Linked DNA regions of Mus musculus: region 1 is linked to region 2. A link is a loop called in an ENCODE intact Hi-C map of the cell type or tissue named here. Cell type or tissue: heart. All regions are shown on one strand. Each heading gives the region's core, and the rest is flanking DNA. Links, peaks and the distances in the headings are about the cores only.

Region 1 (5,379 bases), core at 317-5,316, 130 kb before region 2:
CCCCACCCCCCCAGACAAGGTCTTCCTCTGGCTGGCACCAGGCCTTTCCCAGCGTGAGATTCCCAGTGAAATTCTAATTTCCTAGGGACTAGTCTCAAGAGTCTGGTAACTGAAAGGAGGGGCCCACATTTCCCTTCAAATGTCTTCATTCCTGCCAAGCTGCTTGTGGTGGTCTGAATGAGAATGGCCCCCTATGCTCAAATATTTGAATGCTTAGTTACCAGGGAGTTACACTATTAGAAAGAATTCAAAGAGTTAGGAGGTGCTGCCTTGTTGGAGGAAGTGTGTCACTGGGGGTGGGGTTTAAGATTTTAAAAGCCCATGCCAGGCCCAGAGTCTCTTGGCCTAAATTCAGGATGTCTGTTTTCAGCTGTTCCTCTAGTATCTGCCTGTAGGCTGTCTTGCTTCTTGTCATGTTGATAATGGACTGAAGCTCTGAAACTGTGAGCCAGTCCCAGATAAAAGGTTTTTTCCTCTTAATTTATTTATTTATTATATGTAAGTACATTGTAGCTGTCTTTAGACACACCAGAAGAAGGCATCAGATCTCATTACAGATGGTTGTGAGCCACCATGTGGTTGCTGGGAATTGAACTCAGGACCTCTGGAAGAGCAGTCAGTGCTCTTAACTGCTGAGCCATCTCTCCATCCCTAGAAGCTTTTTCTTATAACACTTGCCTTCATCAGGTGGTCTCTTTAGAGCAATAGAATAGTGACTAAGATACTATATGATTTTCTTCTAGGATTTAGGTGAACTGGGCAATTGATGTTTTGAAGTTCAGATATTTTAATTTCTCCCTGAAATTAAAAATGTTCTCTCTACAACTTTTAAACTACGACTTATCTTTTTGGGTTTCCCTCCTCCTCCCTCTCCTCCTCTCCCTCCTCCTCTCCCTCCTCCTTCCTCTTCTCCCCCTCTTCTGTGCATGTGTATATGTGTATGAAGCCAGAATTGATAGTGCTTGACTCTGATCACTCTTCATCCTATTCATTAAGGCAACGTTTCTCCTTGACAGAGTTTGACAGTTAGTCAGCTTGTGTCCCTCACTCCCATGATCCATCTCTGCTTCTGAAGCTCCGGGTTTACAGGTGGCCACCAGCCTTGAATAACTACTGATGATCCAAACCCTGTTCTTCATGACTGCATGGCAAGCACTAACCACAGACCCATCTCTGCAGTCCCATCTTATTTTGAGACAGACTCTTACTATGTAGCTGGGCTCAGACTGGCCTCCAATCTGCAATACTCTTTATCCTGCTGGAATTACAGGCATGCACCAACATACTTGGTCTTTAAAGTATTGTATTTATTTATTGGATATGTTATGTGCATACACAATGCTGTGACTCACCTGGCCATTTATCTTGAACTGGATTTTTTGTCTGTTTGTTTTTGAGGTCCCAGCCTTTGCTGGCTGGAACTCATTATGTAAACCAGGCCAGGTAAATCTCTCATAAGTCTACCTCTGCCTCCTGAGTTCTGGATTCTTTATGCTAAGGTTCCTGGAGGTTCAGCTCCTTGAGCAGTACGTATCTGGGGGAATACTACTACACAAATGTGTAGGAGTGAGGTTACTACTGTAAATAAAAGGGCAGTTCAAAACAGCAGCCTTGTTAAGTGCTTCAAGATAGGATTAGCTTTACACATGGAGAGCCTGGAAGGGGATGGTTTTCATGGAGGGAGATGGAGTACGGAAAAGGGCAAGGAAGGAGTATTTATTTCACTTAAGCTTTATTAGTTAATCGTTGGAGTAGAATTAAGAGTCAAACCCAGTGCACAGAAGACATTTGGAAGTGTCAGACAGGTTGTCCTAGCTACTTTTTTTATTGATGTGATGAAACACCACGACCAAGGCAACTTATAAAAGACAGCATTTAATTTTTAGCTCAGGGTTCCAGAGGGTTAGTTCATGACGGTCTTGGCAGTGAATGTGCCAGCAGACAGGGAGGCCTGATGCTGGAGCAGTTGCTAACAGCTTACACGTGATCCACAAGCACCAGACATAAAACGAAGAAAAGGCTGGCTTGGGACTGGAGAGATGGCTCAGCGGTTAAGAACACTGACTGCTCTATTTGGAGGTCCTGAGTTCAAATCCTGACAACCACATGGTGGCTCACAACCATCCATAGTGAGATCTGATGCCCTCTTCTGGGGTGTCTGGCGACAGCTACAGTGTACTTACATATAATAAATAAATCTTACAAAAAAAAAAAAAAGCCAGAAAGGACTGGCTCTTGAAACCTCCAAGACCACCCTCAGTGACATCTCTTCCAACTTGTTCACACCTAATCCAGTGGTTCTCAACCTTCCTAATGCTGCGACTCTTTAATACAGTTGCTCATCTTTTGGTGGCCTCCTCACCCCCAGCCATAAAATTATTTTCGTTGCTACTTCAGACCAGTTGGTTACTGCTATGAATTGAAATTATATGATATGTTACCCTCCTAGGAGGTGTTGGGACCCATACGTTGAGAACTGCTATCCTTATCTTTTCCTGTCAGTCCAGTAACTGGGGACAAGCATTCAAATGCATGAGTATGGGGGCAATTCTCATTCAAACTACCACACCTGTCCACGCTATTTTGGGACATAACATAGCGTCACCCGAAGGTTCTGGGCCTACATTCTCCTTACAGTCATCTCCTAAACCATAAGAGCAGAGAAGGCGAGGGCCAGGAGCCTCCAGGCGTCAGTCTTAGATTCTGCCCGCCCCCGTGTTAGGCCCCGCCTCTAGGCCCCGCCCTACCCTCCTGGGCTGGCCCAGCCGACTCTTCTGCTCAGGCACCTGCCTAGCCGCCTCGCGAGGAGGGGTCCTGAGGCGGCTCCAGGGACGAGCAGTGATTGGCTGCAGCTGGCGGCTGGAGCTCCGTTCCAGCGGCGCTTGACAACCGCAGTCCGCGGAGCGGAGCGGTCGGAGGCGGGATCGGGGCGGACGCGAGCAGGACCGGCTGACGAGCTGATGGATTGACGTGCGGGCTGCTTAGCCCAGACCGCCGCCCTCGCGCTCGCGCCTTAGACTGGAATTGGCTGTCTCGGGGCTCTGGCCGCCGGCCTCTCCTCCGCGTTTTCCTCCACCGCTTCTGCCGGCTCCGCCCGGAGCTCTCAGGTGAGCGGATTCCAGGAGGCGGGGGCGGGCCGCCGTGCACCGTGGGTTGCCATGGTCACCCGTCGCCACCTGTCACTAGCCTGATGCGGCGCAGACCCCACAGCCCCTTGGGCGGCGTTCGCAGCCGGGAGGAGTGTCTTGGGTAGGCTTTGGTGGCGACTGCGAGAAGATGGGATGCGGGCGAGGCCCGGGTGTCTCGGGGACAGGACCTGGGACCCGCCAGGCAATCTATCCAGGCCGCCACTGCTGGACCACACCTTCCCCTACTTGCCAGTCTGATTCGGGCGGCTGGGCGATGCCCCTCGCCCTGGTATGGAGTATCCACCTCGCCGCTGCTGAGGGGCGCGAGGAGGGCTGACTGGGCTGCATCTGCCTCGCCCCTCTATTGGGCTGGGGCGAGACTGAGGGCTGCGCGCTGGTCCCTTTCCCTGCTCGCCTTGGCCGGCGAATGGGTAGGGAGTGGCGGGGTTGAGGGTTTGTGGGGGATCCGGGTTTGCCCTTTCTGACGCCAGGCCAGTGGCTGTTAGGAGCAGTCCTGTGGGGTCTGGGAGGGTGGGGACAGGGGCATCGACTGAATTTCGAACGTGATTTGTTCCCGGGGACGCCTGCGTAAGACACCGGAGGTTATGGAACTCAGAGGGTTAAGCTGCTTAGCTGTATTGGGGAGAAAAAGATTGGGGCTCTAGCTCTGGGACGACGCCTTTGGCAAAGGGGTAGGAACCAAGTAGGCAGCGGCAGTATTTGACCTGATGATTTCCCCCCTGTACATCCAGACATGCAGCTAGTAACTACGAAGGGTGTCGTCTGAGGGGAGCTTTTTTTTTTTTTTTTTTTTTTTGGCAACTTGGTTCTCACTGCATAATGAGAGGAGAAGTCTTTGTTCCACCCAGATTCATCGGTTGAAATCCTGACACTTAGTTTCCCCCCTTTGTTGTAGAGAGTTCATAGAATGCTATAAAAAGTTAATGGCACAGGAATTAACATACAGGTTTAAAAGGGCTGTAAATCTTTTTCACAGATAATACCACTTCTTTTTTTTGGGGGGGGGTCTCAAGTGTTGGCATATGTTATGTTAGCATTTTACTAGAAAGGAGAAACGCCTAGCAGTCGAATTTTCTTTATATGGCACATTCTGGAGGTCTTATTTAGGTGGGAGATATAACGAATCATTGTGCATTAAGGTTTGGAGGAGGGGGAGGAACATTGCTTCCAACAACAAAGTAACACGTAAATGGGAAAGACAAGGAAATAATCCATAACAGTATATGTAAGGCAAACAACCAGATCATGAACTTGAATTGGGCTGCCATTACTGAGTGTGTGTGTGTGTGTGTGTGTGTGTGAGAGAGAGAGAGAGAGAGAGAGAGAGAGAGATTTAACTTATTTCCCACCTTGCCACTTTTCTAGGTTTTTTTTTTTTTTTGTGAAAATCAGTAGTAGGAATGTATCATAAGAGAGCAAGAGTGCTAATCAGTGTTTGCAGTTACATAATTGTGCAGTTTCTTTCTGTTTGTCAAATAGTTTGTTATTGAATGGACACCGTATGACTTGTTTAGTATATGCTACAGTTTGAAAAGCAAATAAGAAATATGTCAAAATAAGAAAAATGTCCAATTTTCCTTGGTAGGTCAGTTGCCTGAAAATCAGATTGCCTGGATGGAAGCTTCTCTTTGCTTCTGTAATTACAGTCTTGGAAGAGATATTTATCCTACCATTGACCTTGTTTTCTTATTCTGTGAAATAGGGATAATGCCTGGTGTTGTTTTAGTCTGAGAGTGGACTGTGATGTTGAATAAATCAGTTCAGTTGCAAGTGCTTTGGAAAATATTAAGGAATCTGTTGACTACCTTTTACCAGAGGGGAACACTGAGAGGGAGTATTATCATTTTCTGTGTAATCTTTTTAACATTTCTAGATTCAAGACCTTTTTTATTACAGTGGCCTTAAAAGGCTTATGAGAAAAATGGAGGCGTTTCCTCATTCTCAGTAGAGGGTTTGCTTCAGTTGTGGTGATGTGGGGAAGGAGGGTTTTGCTTTTGTATATGAGTTAGTGATACTTTCTTGCAAATAAGGCTACTGCTAATAACTGAGGAGTTATATTTGGCACTAGATAATCCTCACTGCAGGTCACAGGTTCATGACTAATGCAAACATAACTTTATCCCCTCTGACCTAAGTTTTTCAAATTGAGGTATTGACACTAATTCAGGCTGGGTCTGTAGTTCAGTGGCTGAGTACTGTCTAGCTTGATTCCCAGAACAACAGAAATAAA
Region 2 (5,379 bases), core at 294-5,293:
CTTAAAAAGGCAGTACCAACTTCAAACATTTTAAAGCAAAAATGAATCTTAATTGCAAAACTTTATATCCAACCAAAGAAGGGCTCTAGAAAGTGAGTACAGAATTCCTTGTAGGAAAAGAAAAAAACCCATATAAAACACAATCTTATATATAAAACATATTACTAAGCACCTTCTATGGAAGGAAATGTTTCTACTCAGTTTAATTTTATGAGGTTATAGCAGAACTCTAATTTAAAAGGACAAAAAAACCCCAAACCCTCTGTGGAAATAAGGAAATGTGTACTGCAGGCGCTCCTATGGTAGAACTTATTAGGCAAACAGAGTAAGGCGTTCTATTTAAGGGAAGCAACTGAAGCAAAGAGGTGGGGTGTGTAGACACTCCTGGGAAGCACATTGGTCAGAAGTGGAAGAGAACATGACCAAACTGTGAGGCTTGCACTGTCTGGCTGAAGCACCTATTAGGCTCTGTGTGTGTGTGTGTGTGTGTGTGTGTGTGTTTTCCAATGGGAAACTTGTAGGGTTATTATTATTCTTTTTTTCCAACAAAGAAATAGCAAAATTACATGTTAGGACAAGAAACAGGCAGCATCACACAGGGCCAGATGAGGAGACAAGGTGAAAAGTACTGCAAAAACTCAAAACTGACTAAGGAGCCTCTCTGCCCACTCAGGACATCAGTAAATATTCTGTGCACCACAGATGTCCAACCATCTAGGTCTGAGAATGAGGCTGGGGTGTAGCTCAGCAGAGCAGGAAGCAGGTGAGGGCAAGAACTGGGGTTCAACCATCAGGATAAAAGGGAATTCTGTAACCGTGCAAAAACAGAGTTTATAACACATTTCTAACAGTGGAGAAGACTATATTTATATTCTTGCAGATTCAAGTAAACTTTGCTCTGTGTCTTTGGAAAGGTTAAAAGCTATGGGAAGTGTTATTTGCTTTAGAACACACACACAAAGCGAGACCATCGTTACAAGGGTAGATAGATCCCTCCACACTTCATAACAAACCACCGACTGTATTGTGGTTTTAAGTAGAATTATGTGCCACAAGTGGGATTCAGAAACACATGGCCATTTAAGTGCAGTAGCTGGTGCTTTGAGATTAGGGAGTAGTCTCAATCCCACCAGTAGCCTATTAATTACACAGTTTTAAAAACAAATGCCCACAGGTGTGTGGGGTGAGGGTGGGGGTATGTATGTTTGTTTGTTTGTTTTTAGGTAAGTCTTGGAGTACTTTATGGGTAAGAAAGGTGAAGGCTGAGGATGTGGTTTGGTTTTGCTCGGCATACACCTGCCCTGGATTTGACCCTAAGCATGTATGGTGCACACCTGTAATCACAGCACTGGGAGGATGGAGAAAGAGAATCAAAGAGTGCAAGGCCAAATTCAGCTATCTGAGACCCTGTCTCAAAACTACACTGAATGAATGGAGGGAAGGAAGGAAGAAGAAAGTCAGCCAGCCATTTCATACCAGGTGGAATTTGTGCACATATTACAGCCCAGTAGCTGTAATCCCAGCTACTGGGCTGAGACAGGAGGATTCCAAGTTCCAGGCCAGCCCTAAACATTTAGCAACAATAGGTCTCAAATAAATGAATGAATGAATTAATTAATTAATAAATGAATAATCTGGAATTACCTCAGTGATAGAACTCTTGCTTAGTGTTCACATGGTTTAGAGTTCAAACCCAAGTACAGAGGAGGTGAGGTGTGGGGAGCCACACTATATATAGTGCATTACCTTTGTAACTAGCCTACTATTAAATCTCAGGTTTACATCAAAACATACTTGTAATAGTGTATGTCTGACCTACTGAAAATTCAGCTAAACTATTTTTCCGTGGGACACGCTTCCACAATACTCCACAGTCTCTGAATTCATAACCAGTCCAATCCTCGAATTGTAAGTTAGAAATAGTTTGCAAGAGGGGCCTATGAATGCCTAGAACCGGCCGGGCATCCCTGAACTCCCCCACTGCCCTCAAGTCAAAGGACAGGAACCTTCGCTTTTGAACTTAGGCGGAACGAATCTCTGCTCTTAGCACGTCGAAACCCCAGGCAAAAGTGCTCTTTACCAGAAGCAATCACGATGGTTACTAACAAGCCGGAAAATCTTCAGTTTAGCCTTCCAAAGAGGCAGTCTGAAAATTCTGCTTCGCTGGTGACAAAAACTTACAACACAAACCACACAGCAGTCCAATCAACACAAAGCACCGAGAGGAGAGTCAAGAACTTACCTATTCTAAGTCTACCCGGCGTTTAAATAATGCATTAAGGCAAATAAACATTGCCATCATTACTCGTTTCAACAGAGTTCAAATGATACTTGTTAAAGCCACCTAATTGTTTACCATTAAAATACAAGGAAATTACGTTTTCCACTTTTCATCTGAAGATACTAAGTTTACAGCTTTCCGGCTAAGATCTCAAACATGTTACGCTTGCTATAAAGCTGGTTACAACGATCTATCAGTTTCGCTTGCCAGTAAGTCTGGGATCCGAAAAGTTCAGGAGTTTAAATGTGACTTGACAAAGGTGTCTGGTGTGGAGACCCGGGGCCGGCGACGTGCCTGGGATTCGAATCCACTGGGATTCGGCTTTGTATCCACCGTCTGTTACGCTCGGAAAACGCGTGAAGTCGCTGCATCCCAGCAAGTATTTTCAAGGTCTGCAGAAGCCCGATCCCCAGTCTCCCCTCACTTAGGGGACAACAGCCTAAATGGTGCGGGTGCGAAGCCCCCCACGGAGCTCCCGGGTCCCAGCGTCACCCGAGCCCGTCGAGCCTCGGTGGTCCAGAGACCCCCGCCCCACGCCCCCACACACCCCACTGGGTCACCCCCTCAGGCTCCGCTCACCTCCCTCCGGCCCGCGGCTCCTGAGAACAAGGAACCGCTGCAGGGATGAGCGCCTCTGGCCGTAGACTAGGAACCGCGGCGCTTCCCCAAGTCGGGTCCCGGCGGCGACGCCGAGCCAAGCAGGGGCACCGCGGGAGGCTGGCGAGCGCCCCGGGCGCCCGCCCCCGGCAGGTCACGTGGGCCAGAGCTTCGGCCTCCCCCTGGCCTCTCAGAGGGTCTCACCGCCAGCAAGGCTCCCTCAGCGCCTGTACTCCTCTGCGCCTGCGCCTAGCTCCAGGCTCGCCCATTCAAACTGACAACGCCCCGCGTTTTTTGGACCGGCCAATGGCACCGGTGGGGCGGGGCTAGGCGGGTGGAGGGCGGGGCTAGACGAGCCAGGGCTCCCTCCTTCTAAAGATCTGTGTGTGGGGTTTGCCTCTCGGACTGTAGCGCTTGATTCTCCTCTGCTGCGGATAGATCCTCCGCCAACTAGAAGCTTATTGTCCTCGAATTTCTCCTTCAGATGGCGAAAAGTGGGACAATAAACATCAGAGTTCAAGCTGGGTCTAGTTCAGACTTTGAACCCAGGAGCCCCAGTCCACTGCCTCTTTCCCTGCAGGCTCAGTCCCGCCCTGGGAAAGTCTTCCAAGAGGCAGATGTGAGAAAGAAAGAGGCCTGTGTGAAAGGAACAGAGGGTCCCGTGTGAAAGTCTGAACAAGGAGCCTCAGTTCTTGAGGCAGTGTCACACACAGTTCTGGCGTTTCCAGATGTTGGGAAAGCAAACTTCTTCTGACTGCAGGATCGCTGGTTCCCAGGAAAAGCAGAGATGGCGAATTTAATCCGCTCCGGCGGCTTGCATTCCCATTCTATTCATGCCTTCATATCAAGTTCACCAAAAAATAGATCTTAGCTTGTTCATCAAATGTTTAAACTAGAGTCTCTGCTGTGAAGCTGATGACGTTGGTTACATTACATTATCTATAGCCACTGCCTATTTCTCCACTGGGATGAAATTTTAATGTTTTACAGGATTGGGCACCTGTTAAAGAAATTCTAGTTTCAGCATCTCTGTGGTGATGGCCGTGACCACTATATGTGTGTCATGGAAAACTGTATAGAGATAGTGTTAGCACCAGCCAGACCTGGGTTTGAATTTCAGCTCGGGCCTCTTCCTACTGACTGATTTTGAACCAGTTAGGCGTCTGTCCTCTGTAGCCTTAGCTTCCTCAGCTGTAAAACACAGATAATGAGACCTCCTCTAATAAGGTCTGTCATGATGCTTCAGGAGGTAAAGTTTATGAAATGGTTAACACAGCTGCTGACACATCGAAGCTGTTCAATAAGTGGTTCTCTTATTATTATCAGCGAGCACCCTTAATACCAAGTTCTTATAAAAAGCTGAATTAGCTGGTTGTACTATTTCAGAGGTAGATATTATAATTCTTCCATACTCATAAATTCTTTGTGGGAATTGGTACAGTAAACCACAATAAAAAGTATTTTAAATTCTGCATAGCCAAAGCGAATCGTTTCTTTCCTGTGCCCCCTTCTCTCATAGATTGGACTTTTTATCTCAGCTATCAGCAATGTCTATCTTCCTAATCAGTTGAACTGTTTTGTAAATCTTCTTTCCAAACGCATGCATCCATGAGATTGTGCCATTCTTCTACTTGAAGACATTTAATGGTCAAAAAACAAAACAAAACAAAAACAAACAAACAAACAAACAAAAAATAACAAGAGTCAGGTATTGTCTCACATACCTTTAATGCCAGATCTTGGGAGGCACAAGCAAGTGGGTCTCTGTGTGTTTGAGGCCATCTTGATCTATGCAGTGAGATCCAGGACAACCAGGGCTACATAGTGAGACCCTGTCTTTTAAAAAATAGAATATATATTTATATACACCTACTTTTTAATAAGTGTAGTTGAGAGTATTATATATGTAATATAAAATCCACACAGACTTTGAAACTGAAATATGACATAGAATATTTAATATATTTAAAGAAAGAAAAGCATGAGAATAAATGAATCAAGGACTACAAAAACCCAAAACTCTCTATATAAACCATATATAACTATATATGTATATATTTATGATAGCTTATACAAATATCCTCAGAGGACAGAAGGGCAGCAGAACCTAGCCCACACAGACTTTGAAGTGCAAAACGACATAGGTAATAAAATAAGGAAGGTTAATGTATTTAAAGAGACAAAAGCATGAATCAAGAACTGGAAAAAAAAGAGACAAGAACAGGAAGGTTTTCAAAAGAAAAGGAGAATTCCAATGAAACTTTTAGTATAATAGGGAAGCAACTGACATTTTAAGTTCAGTGCACAGGTTTGACAAATTAAGAGATGAAAAGTGAGCCATGCATGAGGTGCAACTCAGGAAACCATTCTCAAACAAAAGAGAAACGAGGAAAGAGACTGAGATGCCCCAACACGTTTCCAGTTAAAACCTAAGATGATGGGGCTGGAGAGGTAGCTCAGCACCACGTGGTGGGTTTCTACCCCTCCAGAACTCCAGTTCC

The links. Hi-C counts contacts between places; a loop is a spot of excess contacts. Peaks named below come from ENCODE experiments on the same cell type or tissue, not always from the same donor. Only the 100,000 strongest peaks of a DNase experiment are listed, where the experiment ranks them.
Region 1: a loop joins it to region 2, with 2.8 times the contacts of the local background. A loop is called at or near these places in 1 of 42 quality-filtered maps.

The regions. Positions count from the first base shown.
Region 1 is chr3:108,588,491-108,593,869 of GRCm38, forward strand. Wdr47 (WD repeat domain 47) reads left to right here and starts at 2,788. Exons shown (of 15, transcript NM_181400.3): 1 at 2,788-3,107. In heart, for the core only: a CTCF peak has its summit at 2,674; a DNase peak (open chromatin) is centred at 2,801; H3K4me3 peaks cover 1,760 bases; H3K27ac peaks cover 1,397 bases.
Region 2 is chr3:108,719,181-108,724,559 of GRCm38, forward strand. Gpsm2 (G-protein signalling modulator 2 (AGS3-like, C. elegans)) reads right to left here and starts at 3,119. Exons shown (of 15, transcript NM_029522.2): 1 at 2,861-3,119. In heart, for the core only: a CTCF peak has its summit at 2,644; a DNase peak (open chromatin) is centred at 3,161; H3K4me3 peaks cover 2,418 bases; H3K27ac peaks cover 2,231 bases.